Linked DNA regions of Homo sapiens: regions 2 and 3 are each linked to region 1. Evidence: chromatin contacts called from ENCODE Hi-C or POLR2A ChIA-PET data. All regions are on one chromosome and are shown on one strand. The core of a region is the stretch at or near the end of the contact, and the rest is flanking DNA. Distances in the headings are between cores, read along the strand shown.

Region 1 (3,685 bases), core at 1,067-3,566:
TCTCCATGTTGGTCAGGCTGGTCTCAAACTCCTGACCTCAGGTGATCCACCCGCCTCAGCCTCCCAAAGTGCTGGGATTACAGGCATGAGCCACCACACCCGGCCAGAAGTAGGCCTTTACCCACTACATGCCTTCTTTTACTTATCTGCACAATGAAGATTAAAAATAGTTTCTTGGCCTGGCATGGTGCCTCACACCTGTAATTCCAGCACTTTGGGAGGCTGAGGTGGGCAGATCATTTGAGGTCAGAAGTTCAAGACCAGTGTGGCCAACGTGGCGAAACCCCATCTCTACTAAAAATACAAAAAGTAGCCAGGCATGGTGGCACGTGCCTGTAGTCCCAGACACTCAGGAGACTGAGGCACAAGAATCTCTTGAACCTGGGAGATGGAGGTTGCAGTGAGCTGACATCGAGCCATTGCACTCCAGCCTGGGGGACAGAGCAAGACTCTGTCTCAAAAAAAAAAAAAAAAAAGTCTCTTATCATAGGGTTACTGTGAGAATTAAATTGCTCCATGTTTAATTGATACATGATAAACTGATACTTAGCACAGGGCCTAGTAAATATCAGTGCTCTAGTAGTGCCTGCCCATATTATTATCATTGTTTGTGTCATTTATCTCTGTAGTAGGAAGTATATACAATCCTATTGCATAGGTTTAAGGGAATTAATCCACTAAAGTGTTTGGAACAGAGCCTGGCACATATTGCTATGTAACTGCATCATCATCATCATCCCTTTTTAATAGATGAGAAAACTGAATTTCAGAGAGGGTAGTCTGATCTGAAATTCACCTATTATTCCAGCTTCTCTCTTCCAAATACGGCCTCTGTGCCCTGTTTCTTCCCCCAGGAGGAGATGAACGGCTGGCTGGAGGCTGTAGCTTCCTCGGTGGCGGAACACGCAGAGATCGCCCGCTGGGGCCAGACACTACCCACTACTTCATCCACAGATGAGGGCAACCCTAAGAGGGAAGGCGGAGATCGCAGGGCCAGCGGGCGCAGGAAGTGACTTCCCACCCCCAGGACCTGACACATCTCGTCTCCCCTCTTTTCCGCACTGTGGGCACAAAGACACTTTTTCTTCCGCAGGGGCGGGAGCCCCTAGTTCCAACACTGAGGACGCGTGACATGGTGGGCACCGGAAAGGAGGGGACTTCTCCTGCACCCCAAGAAGTGGTGGGGAGATTGCTGCCCCTATAGCCATATCTCGGCCCCTTCCCACTCACCACCCCCACCCCAGGTGCTGGGGGTCCCTTATTTTTATGCAATAACTGAGCTTGATGGGGGTGGGCAGGGGGCCAGTTGAGCCAAGCCCCCAGCCCCGATCTGCAGATCCTGCCCCAAGAAGCTGGGGTGGTGGGGGCAGTAATTCCTGCCCCCCTCTCTGCCCTAGGGATGGGCACGGGGGCGCTGGTGAGGTCCCCTGGACCATCCAGGGTGCTAGGGGGCAGGGAGGGGACACCCCCTCCCCGCCTTTACCTCACTTCCAATGCTGCCTTGATCTCTGTCTGGGAGGGGGGAGTGAAGGGGCCCTAGCCCCCTGCACTCCGCCGCCTCAGAGCCATGCGGTTAATTCCTGACTTAGTTTATTTTTGCAAAACGTCGATCTCCTCCTCCCCCGCCCCGCATCCGCGAAGGCTTTTAATGGGAGGGGCGTCAAAGCTCAAAACTGTTTTCCTCTCTCCTCCCCCCTCCAGTTGTAAATGCCACTTCATGAGGGGAGGGGCGAGGGGAAGCCCACCCCTGCATGCTTCTGGCTGGAGCACCTCCCTGGGGAGTCGGGGGATTGGGTTGTGGGCAGTCCCCATGGCCGCCTGGAGAAGCCGCTGGGGCCCGGGGGTGTGGGGCGGTGTGGCGGGCGCACACTGTATGTACCTATAATAAACCCTTTGGCTTTGACGGTCTATGGTCCTTTGTTTGGGTTTTCTGGGCTGCGCCCGGGAGGATTGAAAGGAGGGCTGTGGTGGCTGTAGGGGTGGGTGCGGGGTGGGGAGAGGGGCACGGGGGTACCGTGGCTGCGGAGAACATCCAGATGTACCCTTTTATGTGGACTTAATTTCGGGGTCTAAACACACGCCCCTTGACGAGAACCTAGAGGGATGGAGAATATTTCGTTATGCTTCGTAATAAACTTCCCCAAAGGAGACTCCGGGTCCGCCCCGTCAAGTTCAGGAAAGGCGGACCCCTTTAAGGAGGCGGAAAAGTTAACCGCGATGGGCAGGCGCTCTGTCCAATCGCTAGTGACTCCTGGAGTCTCTGGCCCAATGAGCAGCCTATGGAGGCGGGGTCCGGGTGCACACCCGGAAGTGGGTGCGGGCCAGCCGGCTCGCCCGGGGGCCATGGCAGCAGCGGCTACTGCAGCCGAGGGGGTCCCCAGTCGGGGGCCTCCCGGGGAAGTCATTCATCTGAATGTGGGAGGCAAGAGGTGAGTGTGGGAGACTCCTGAGGTCCCATCCTCGGGGGCGGGAAGCGGGGTGGGAGTATCCGCCTCTCCTGGGGGAATCCCTGTCCATCAAGGGTTGCTCCGCCCCCCCCCCCTTTGGAGGCGCGAGATTCTGGAAAAACGCCGGGGGAGGGGGAAGGGGAGGGAACCCTGGATCCTGCGGGAGGGGGACGCATTCCTCACCCGCTCCTCTTCATCTCTTGCGTCCGTTTACCTTCCCCGCCCAGATTCAGTACCTCTCGCCAGACTCTCACCTGGATCCCAGACTCCTTCTTCTCCAGGTGATCGGGAGAGCGAGTTTGGGGCGAGGGTAGGAGGGATGGAGAGGGCGTGGGAGACCTAATATCCACTCCCCCGGCCCGTGACGCCTGCTCGGTGTCCCTTCCCTGCAGTCTTCTGAGCGGACGCATCTCGACGCTGAAAGATGAGACCGGAGCAGTGAGTCGGACAAGAACTGAAATGGGATGGGGGGGAGGGGTTGGTAGGAAGAGGGGCAGGACCCCACTCAGTCCTGCCTTTTACCCCATCCATCCTCTGCCCCCCTTTCCCGCAGATCTTCATCGACAGGGACCCTACAGTCTTCGCCCCCATCCTCAACTTCCTGCGCACCAAAGAGTTGGATCCCAGGTTGGCATGGAAAAAGGGGAGGGAGTCCCTCACTGTCTTCAGTCCCTGAGGAGTTCTTTCACCTCCTCTGAATGTCCACGTGAGCTCCATTCTATTAGAATTCTCATTCAGAACCTTGATCACAGGCCGGGCGCGCCGGGATTGCTCACGCCTGTAATCCCAACACTTTGGGAGGCCGAGGTGGGAGGATCACTTGAGCCCAGGATTTGGAGACTAGCCTGGGCAACATAGCGAGACCCCTTCTCTAAAAAAGCAAACAGGCAAAACTTCATGAGAATCTTGATCATGTTAAAATTTTATGTCCTTCGATTTCTCCCTACACACACACACACACACACACACACACACACACACACACACACTCAACATTTCCTCCACCCATATCATCACTCCTTAGCATCTTTATTCCATCAAAACTTTCTACCCCTTGACATTCTCTGTGCAGTTTTGAAAATTACCCTCTCAGCATTCTCTGTTCACCCCCACACCTAGACCCTGACCTCTAGTCAATTCTACTACCCAGGGGTGTCCACGGTTCCAGCCTCCTCCATGAAGCCCAGTTCTATGGGCTCACTCCTCTGGGTAAGTGGGAGCCCCCAGCTATCATCCTC
Region 2 (3,685 bases), core at 603-3,102, 490 kb before region 1:
TCAGGAGATCTATTACACAACAGGGTATCTCCAATTAATAACAATATTCTGTAGTCTTGAAAAATGCTAGGAGGGTGGATATTAAGTGTTCTCACCACAAAAATGATAACTATGTGAGGTAATGCATTGTTAATTAGCTAGATTTAGTCATTCCACAATGTATACATACCATAAAACTTCATGTTGCACATGATAAATACATACAATTATATCTGTCGATTTAAAAAGAAAGAATTTCTGTCCTAGATCATTTGAGCCCCTCACTCATTTTCTTAATATACAACCAGCAGTCGCAATGAATCACATATTCCCAATGCTCCTGTTCTGTAGAGAGTCAAGGGGAATGACTTAAAATGACTACACAAAAAACAACAGTTAAAACATATTAAACATTATTATATGCCTAGCACTGCTCTAAGGGGCTTTACGATATTAATTCATTCTAATGACAGAACCAATATTCCAACCCAGATACTCTGGATCCACTCCCCTATTCTTAACCACAACAGTGTACTGCCTCTCACAGTACACACACACACACACACACACACACTCACACACACACGCCTAAAACACAACTGGAGCTGCCAAACCTCAGAGAGATCTGGCAAGTATTACAAATATCATCTCATGGACTCCCTGGAAAAATCCTGGCTCTTGTTGATACCAATTTCTGTGCGGTCACTTTTCCACTACCGAATGCCTCACAGGCAATGGAGATCATCCAACCATCTCCATTCTTCCCTGTTTTGAAAAGGAGGTCTGTAAAGACCAACTGATGTCTAGTGTGTGATTCCACCTAAACACTAATCTCCTCCTTCCCAAATATGGGTCTAAAATGGAGCTTTAATATTAACTACTGGAGGTGTATTTCTATACCAGCTTCGAAAAAGAGAGCGCACAGGAAGGTGTGAACGATTTGCCAAATTGTTTTGTGACTATTAAGTGGAAAGGTGAAGGAGGGGGCACGAATCAATTTGCATATCCCCCTAGTTTCACTGAAAATTTAAGGGGAAATCTCAATATTCTAAAATCAAAAACGCATGTCTTGAACAAATACAAAGCACAAACTCACCCTTGACTTTAGGTGTGCAGCAGTAACGCTCTCATCCTCCTCCAGGTCCTTCTTTTGGATAAAAATACGACTGGAGAAGGATACGGCAAGCGTGAGACTCCAGGCATTTCTTGGAGCGCAGACTAAGTTTGAAAACACCCTCCCTCCATAGCCACAATTTCCCTCACTTCACACGAAATAGGAAGGAAGTAAAAGGAAGAGGAATCGATTCAACCAGTACAACCAGTTTGGAGCTGGTTTCTGGGGACAGAGCTCTGAGGACGCTGTGGTTCTCAACATGTAGCTGCCCCCCTGGGGAACACTCGGGGGCACTTCTGCGCTTTCTTGTGTAAAGCTTCATTCTCGGCTCAATATCTGACCTCCCTACTGGGGCCATTCCTCTGCTGCAGTCCCCGCAGCTGTGAAGCGGAAAGAGGGAGGAAGCAGCAGGAGCCTAGGGGCACCGGCACAGTGTCACTCAGCAAAGTGCGCTGCGTCCACACGCCCTCCCGGGCCTGTGCATAGAACCTCACGCACACACTCACAGTCCCCTCCGTCACTCATGATCTCACAATCCCCCTCCTCTGATACCCGCGCACACACACGCCTGGGGATCCGGCAGATCCCGTCTGCACCCCCGGGTTCCTACTCTGAGCGCCTCCCCCTAGGCCACCCGCACTGTCGGGTCAGTCAGGCTGGAGCCCCAATCCGCAGAGATCTCCCGCAGCCACAGATCTCTTCCTCAGACGTGAAGACCTTACCCCGCTATGTCGTCGACCCCGGAGACCGGAAGTGGACTGGCGCGGTGGCCGCTGGGAAATACAGTCCCGAACAGAAAAAGCCTCAGAAGCCTTGAGCTGTGATCCGTTCAGGTTGATCCCAGCATACTATGGGGGCTGACCCCTAAGGGAGCCGAGCCTAGTGGATTCGTGGGAGTTCCAGCCCGCGGGGTGCACAGGTTGTTGCCATGAGCAAGGATCCCCATGTGAGAAGAGCGTTTCCCTCTCGGAGCGTCAGTATAATTTACTTTTTCTCTCCATGGAGAATGCAAATGAGCAGAACTTTTAAAGAAGAAAGAAGAATTTAAAGTAAAATTATGTCAACATGTAGGTGCTTTAACTCCTTTGTCTCAGACCCCAGCGATAGGCTTCCACTTCTCTGTGCTATTTGAAGGGGACTTAGGATAAATTTGAAAAGCTTGAACTAAAGAATTGGTTGGTTATATACTAGGAGAGGAAGTGTGGTTCACATTGGAGATTTCAGAATCAAATGTCCTGGATTCTTCGAGACAATGTTCCTGTTATCTGGAGAGAAAAACGTGATTCAGGACGACATGGAAACGGATAAAAATACACAGATAATTACTTGCCTTATCTTGAAGGATGAATAATTAACACTTTGTTAAAATAGTATAAACAAATGCAAAAAAGGGCTTGCTTTTCCTAGGAAGAGCCTGATTTCACTGTTGTAGTCTAACAATATTTAACTTTCAAAATCATTTTTCTAGTTTCCTATGCTACATAAGGAGGAAACATGTAATAATAAAGAGCAAAACGTCTTTTCATTCCAGAATTGTGACAGAAAACAAATAAGATGATTAACTCAACCATATCAATAATCACATTAAATGTAAATGGTCTAAACACCTTAATTTAAAAAGATTGTCAGATTGGATTTTTTAAAAAGTCAGACCCAAATGTGCATCAATGATAGACTGGATTAAGAAAATGTGGCACATATACACCATGGAATACTATGCAGCCATAAAAAGGATGAGTTCATGTCGTTTGTAGGGACATGGATGAAGCTGGAAACCATCATTCTGAGCAAACTATCGCAAGGACAGAAAACCAAACACCAAATGTTCTCAGTCATAGGTGAGAATTGAACAATGAGAACACTTGGACACAGGGTGGAGAACATCACACACCGGGGCCTATAGTGGGGTCGGGGGAGGGGGAAGGGATAGCATTAGAAGATATACCTAATGTAAATGACGAGTTAATGGGTGCAGCACACCAACATGGCACATGTATACATATGTAACAAACCTGCACTTTGTGCACATGTACCCTAGAACTTAAAGTATAATAAAAAAAGATAATTAAATAAATAAATAAACAAAAAGTCAGACCCAAATGGGTGCTACCTACAGGTAATATGTTAAATGAAAAGCACTAAAAGGTTAAGAGTAAAAGGATGGAAAAATATACACCATCCTAACACTAGTCAAAAGAAAGCTGGAGTGGCTTTATTAAAAACAAAGTAGACTCCGGACATAGACTATTACCAGAGATAAAGAAGGGCATAATAATGATAAAGGAGATAGCTCATCGAGTAGAAAAAAACAAACATAAATTTTGCTCCTAAAAGCAAAGCTTCTAAGTATGGGAAGAAAAATCTATTAGATCGAAAAGGAGACAGATCCACAATTATAGTCAGATATTTCAATATATCTCTCTTGGTAATTGATAGAACAAACACAGAAAAGCAACAGGGTATAGCAGATTTGAGCTACATATCAACTTACTTGATCTCATTTATATTTGAGAACACTCTCCTCAATGACAGTAAAATTCATCTATGTGGACAGGGGATACTTACCAGTATAGGCCATATTCTGGGCCATAA
Region 3 (3,685 bases), core at 688-3,187, 410 kb before region 1:
CAGAGTGCTGGCCTTGAGCTTCTTAGTAACAAATGCCACTCAAAGGACATACAAGACAAGGTCAGCCCTCTGGTTTTTCAGACAACTGCCCAGGCCCGCTGGTTGTAGTCCTACGTCCCCAGTGACTTTTACAAAGAGTGCAGCTGCAAAGCCGTGCCACTCTGCAGGGCCACATCTCCACAGTGAAGCCCAGATCACACTCTGGGGCCATGGCTCAGTCTGCTCATTTGGGAGAAACCCAGGACTCCCAGGGATCTAGCAGTAACATGGACCACAGTGCCTGTGAGGGCCCAGCATGGTGGCTCATGCCTATAATCCCAGCACTTTGGGAGGCTCAGGCAGAATTGCTTGAGCCTAGGAGGTTGAGGCTGCAGTGAGCTAGAACGGTGACACTGAACTCCAGCCTGGGCGACAGAGCAATACTCTGTCTTAAAAAAAATTTTTTAAATAAATTGCTGATAACACAATTCTCACCTGAAATGCTCTCTCTTTGTAGATTAGTGTATAGCCTGAATTTTACCATTAGGAAAAAGAGGAGAGGTGGCATTGAAGCATTTGTTACTAAGCAGAATGAACTGCATGTGCAAAGATTCAGAGGCGACATGTGTAGCAGATTTAAGAAACTCCCATAAATTCAGTATGACAAGCATGTCACTGTTCTATAATTTTTTATTTTTATTGGCAAATAAAAATTGTATATATTTTACTTGTTAAATTGAGATATAATTCACGTACTATAAAACTCGTCGTTTTGTTTGTTTTTTGTTTGGTAGGTTTTTTTGTTGTTGTTTTTGAGACGGAGTCCGGCTCTGTCACCCAGCTGGAGTGCAATGGCGTGATCTCAGCTCACTGCAACTTCTGCCTCCCGGGTTCAGGCGATTCTCCTGCCTCAGCCTCCTGAGTAGCTGGGACTACAGGCGTGCACCACCAGGCCCGGCTAATTTTTGGATTTTTGGTAGAGACAGGGTTTCTCCATGTTGGTCAGGCTGATCTTGAGCTCCTGACCTCAAGTTATTCTCCTGCCTTGGCCTCCCAAAAGTGCTAGGATTACAGGCGTGAGCCACCGTGCCCGGCCAAAATTTGCCGTTTTGAAGTCTACAACTCAGTGGGTTTTCATGTATTCACAATGTTGGGTGACCATCACCACTAACTCAAGCACATTTTCACCACCCTGAAGAGAAACTCTGTACCCATCAGCAGCCACTTCCTGCTTTCCCTTTCCCCCAGCCCCTGGCAACCAATAACCTACTTTATATCTCTATGGATTTGCCTCTCTGAACATTTTATACAACTGGAAGGATACATTTGTCGTGTGTGTGTGTGTGTGTGTGTGTGTGTGTGTGTGTGTGTGTGTGTGTCTGTGTGAGAGAGGGGAGAGGGGAGAGGGAAGGGGGGAGGGGGAGGGGGGAGGGGGGAGAGAGAGAGATGGTCTTGCTATGTTGCCCAGGCTGGTCTCAAGAGTTCAGGCCTCAAACGATCCTCCCACTTCAGCCACCTGAGTCGCCGGGATTACAGGCCCATGCCACCAAGCCCGGCTAATTTTTAAAAAATTTTTTAGAGATATGGTCTCACTACAACATTTATCCTTTAATGTCTGGTTTCATTCGAGGTTCATTCAGATGGCCAAGGCTGCTGTCACTGGGGACCTTCCTGAAGGGACAGCAAATATCATGACCAATAATGCAATCTGCCATACCTTGGCATGACAATACTGTTTCCAGATATTGTCACTATTTCTTCTCCATACTATTTTTTTTTTTTGAGACAGGGTCTTGTTCTATTGTCCAGGCTGAAGTGCAGTGGTACAATCTTGGTTCATTGCAGCCTCAGCCTTCTGGACTCAAGCGATCCTCCCACCTCAGCCTCCTGAGTAGCTGGGACTATAGGTGTGCACCACAAAACCCGGCTAATTTTTCTAGTGTTTTGTTGTTATTGTTGTTTGTAGAGATGGGGTTTTTGCCATGTTGCCCAGGCTACTCTTAGACTCCTGTGCTCAAGCCATCCTCCTGCCTCAGCTACCCAAAGTGCTGGGATTACAGAAGTGAGCCACTGCACCTGGCCTATCCATAGTCTTTGTTGTTTTTTAACCCTGTCCCTTTGAGGTTTATGCTATTGAGCTGTACTGCTTCCACTTCCCCTTAGCAAGCCTCCTAGACAGATCTGTTTTGGGGCTTTTTTTTTCTTTTTTTTTTTTTTTTTTTCTTTGACAGAGTCTTGCTCTGTTGCCACCCTGGAATGCAGTGGCATGATCTTGGTTCACTTCAACCTCCGCCTCCCGGGTTCAAGTGATTCTCCTGCCTCAGCCTTCCAAGTAGCTGGGACTATAGGTGCACACCACCATGCCCAGCTTATTTTTGTATTTTTAGTAGAGACGGGGTTTCACCATGTTGGCCAGGCTGGTCTTGAACTCCCGACCTCGTGATCCACCTGCCTCAGCCTCCCAAAGTGCATGCTGGGATTACAGGCTGAGTCACCGCACCCGGCCTTTTTTTTTTTTTTTTTTTCTTAGAGACAAGGTCTTGCTTGATTGCCCAGGCTGGAGTGCAGTGGTGTAATTACGGCTCACTGCAGGCTTGAACTCCTGGGCTCAAGCAGTTCTCCCATCTCAGCCCCACAAGTGGCTGGGACTACTGGTGCGCACCACCACACCAGGCTAACTTTATAAATTATTATTATTATTATTATTGTAGAGACTAGGTCTCACCTTTTTTTTTTTCCCCCCCAGAAACAAGATCTTGCTCTGTTGTCCAAGCTGTAGAGTTGTGGTGCCATGATAGCTCACTGCAGCCTCAATCTCCTGCGCTCAAGTGATCCTCCCTCCTTGGCCTCCTGAGTAGCTGGAACTAAAGGCACATGCCACCACACCTGGCTAATTTTTATGTTTTGTAGGGATGAAGTCTCGCATGTTGCCCAGGCTGGTCTCAAACTTGAACTCCCAGCCTCAAACAATCCCCTCTCCCCACCAAAGCCTCCCAAAGTGCTGAGATTTCAGGTGTGAGCCAACGCGCTGGGCCAGGTCCTCTTCTCCCTTGCTCTCCACGGTCTACTTGGAAATCTGAGAGTCGGCTGCGTGCAATGGCTCATGCCTGCAATCCCAGCACTTTGGGAGGCCAAGGTGGGCAGATCACCTGAGGTCAGGAGTTCGAGACCGGTCTGGCCAACATGGCGAAACCCCGTGTCTACTAAAAATACAAAAATTCGCCGGGCATGGTGGGTGAGCACCTGTAGTCCCAGCTGCTTGGGAGGCTGAGGCAGGAGAATTGCTTGAACCCGGGAGTCAGAGGTTGCCGTGAGCTGAGATCACGCCATTGTACTCCAGCCTGGGTGACAGAGCAAGACTTGGTCTCAAAAAAAAAAAAAAAAAAGAAAAGAAAAAAAGAAAAGAAAACAAACAAAAAAAAGAAATCCGAGAGTCATCCTTCACTCCTCCCTCTTCCTTACTCCCATAGCAGACCTCTTGGAATATCCTGGAAGTTCTAAGCCTGTCACTTCTCAGTCCCCACAGAAGTCACACTCTCCCAAGCCACCATCATCTCTGGCTTGAATTACTGCTGCAGGAGCCTTCCAAGTCTGGCTCCTACAATTAATTCATGATCCACCCAACAAGCACAGAACGTCAAGTCACTCCTCTCTTAAAATCCCCCATAGCTTCCCGTTTTCCCTTAGGAAGAGTCTAAAACCCTTA

What was found. A loop is a pair of places that touch in the nucleus more often than their neighbours do. ChIA-PET counts read pairs that join two places held with the same protein, here RNA polymerase II (POLR2A). Pooled maps may share reads with other maps.
Region 2: a loop to region 1 is called in a pooled map, with 4 times the contacts of the local background. The contact joins the promoter of ZNF780A here to the promoter of SHKBP1 in region 1. A Hi-C loop is called at or near these places in 5 of 50 pooled maps. POLR2A ChIA-PET finds 5 or more read pairs at or near these places in 3 of 52 experiments (GM10248, HEK293 and naive thymus-derived CD4-positive, alpha-beta T cell).
Region 3: a loop to region 1 is called in a pooled map, with 4 times the contacts of the local background. The contact joins the enhancer-like site here to the promoter of SHKBP1 in region 1. A Hi-C loop is called at or near these places in 2 of 50 pooled maps. POLR2A ChIA-PET finds 5 or more read pairs at or near these places in 2 of 52 experiments (B cell and activated T-cell).

Annotation. Positions count from the first base shown.
Region 1 is chr19:40,574,557-40,578,241 of GRCh38, forward strand. It overlaps SHKBP1 (SH3KBP1 binding protein 1), which reads left to right and starts at 2,317. Exons shown (of 18, transcript NM_138392.4): 1 at 2,317-2,429; 2 at 2,675-2,728; 3 at 2,840-2,885; 4 at 3,001-3,074; 5 at 3,598-3,656. The coding sequence starts at 2,344. SPTBN4 (spectrin beta, non-erythrocytic 4) reads left to right here. Exons shown (of 36, transcript NM_020971.3): 36 at 855-1,908. The coding sequence ends at 1,013. RefSeq lists silencers at 1,706-1,795, 2,146-2,325, 2,346-2,415.
Region 2 is chr19:40,089,091-40,092,775 of GRCh38, forward strand. It overlaps ZNF780A (zinc finger protein 780A), which reads right to left and starts at 1,853. Exons shown (of 6, transcript NM_001142578.2): 1 at 1,816-1,853; 2 at 1,076-1,145. RefSeq lists an enhancer at 1,586-2,127 and a silencer at 1,675-2,004.
Region 3 is chr19:40,161,839-40,165,523 of GRCh38, forward strand. No RefSeq gene overlaps it. Among named protein-coding and RNA genes, the nearest start is that of MAP3K10, 28 kb to the right of the region's middle. Within about 2 kb of position 1,938, at least 4 of the 41 ENCODE cell types and tissues checked have a DNase peak (open chromatin) inside an H3K27ac peak, as active enhancers do; they include B cell, where a contact is called at or near this core.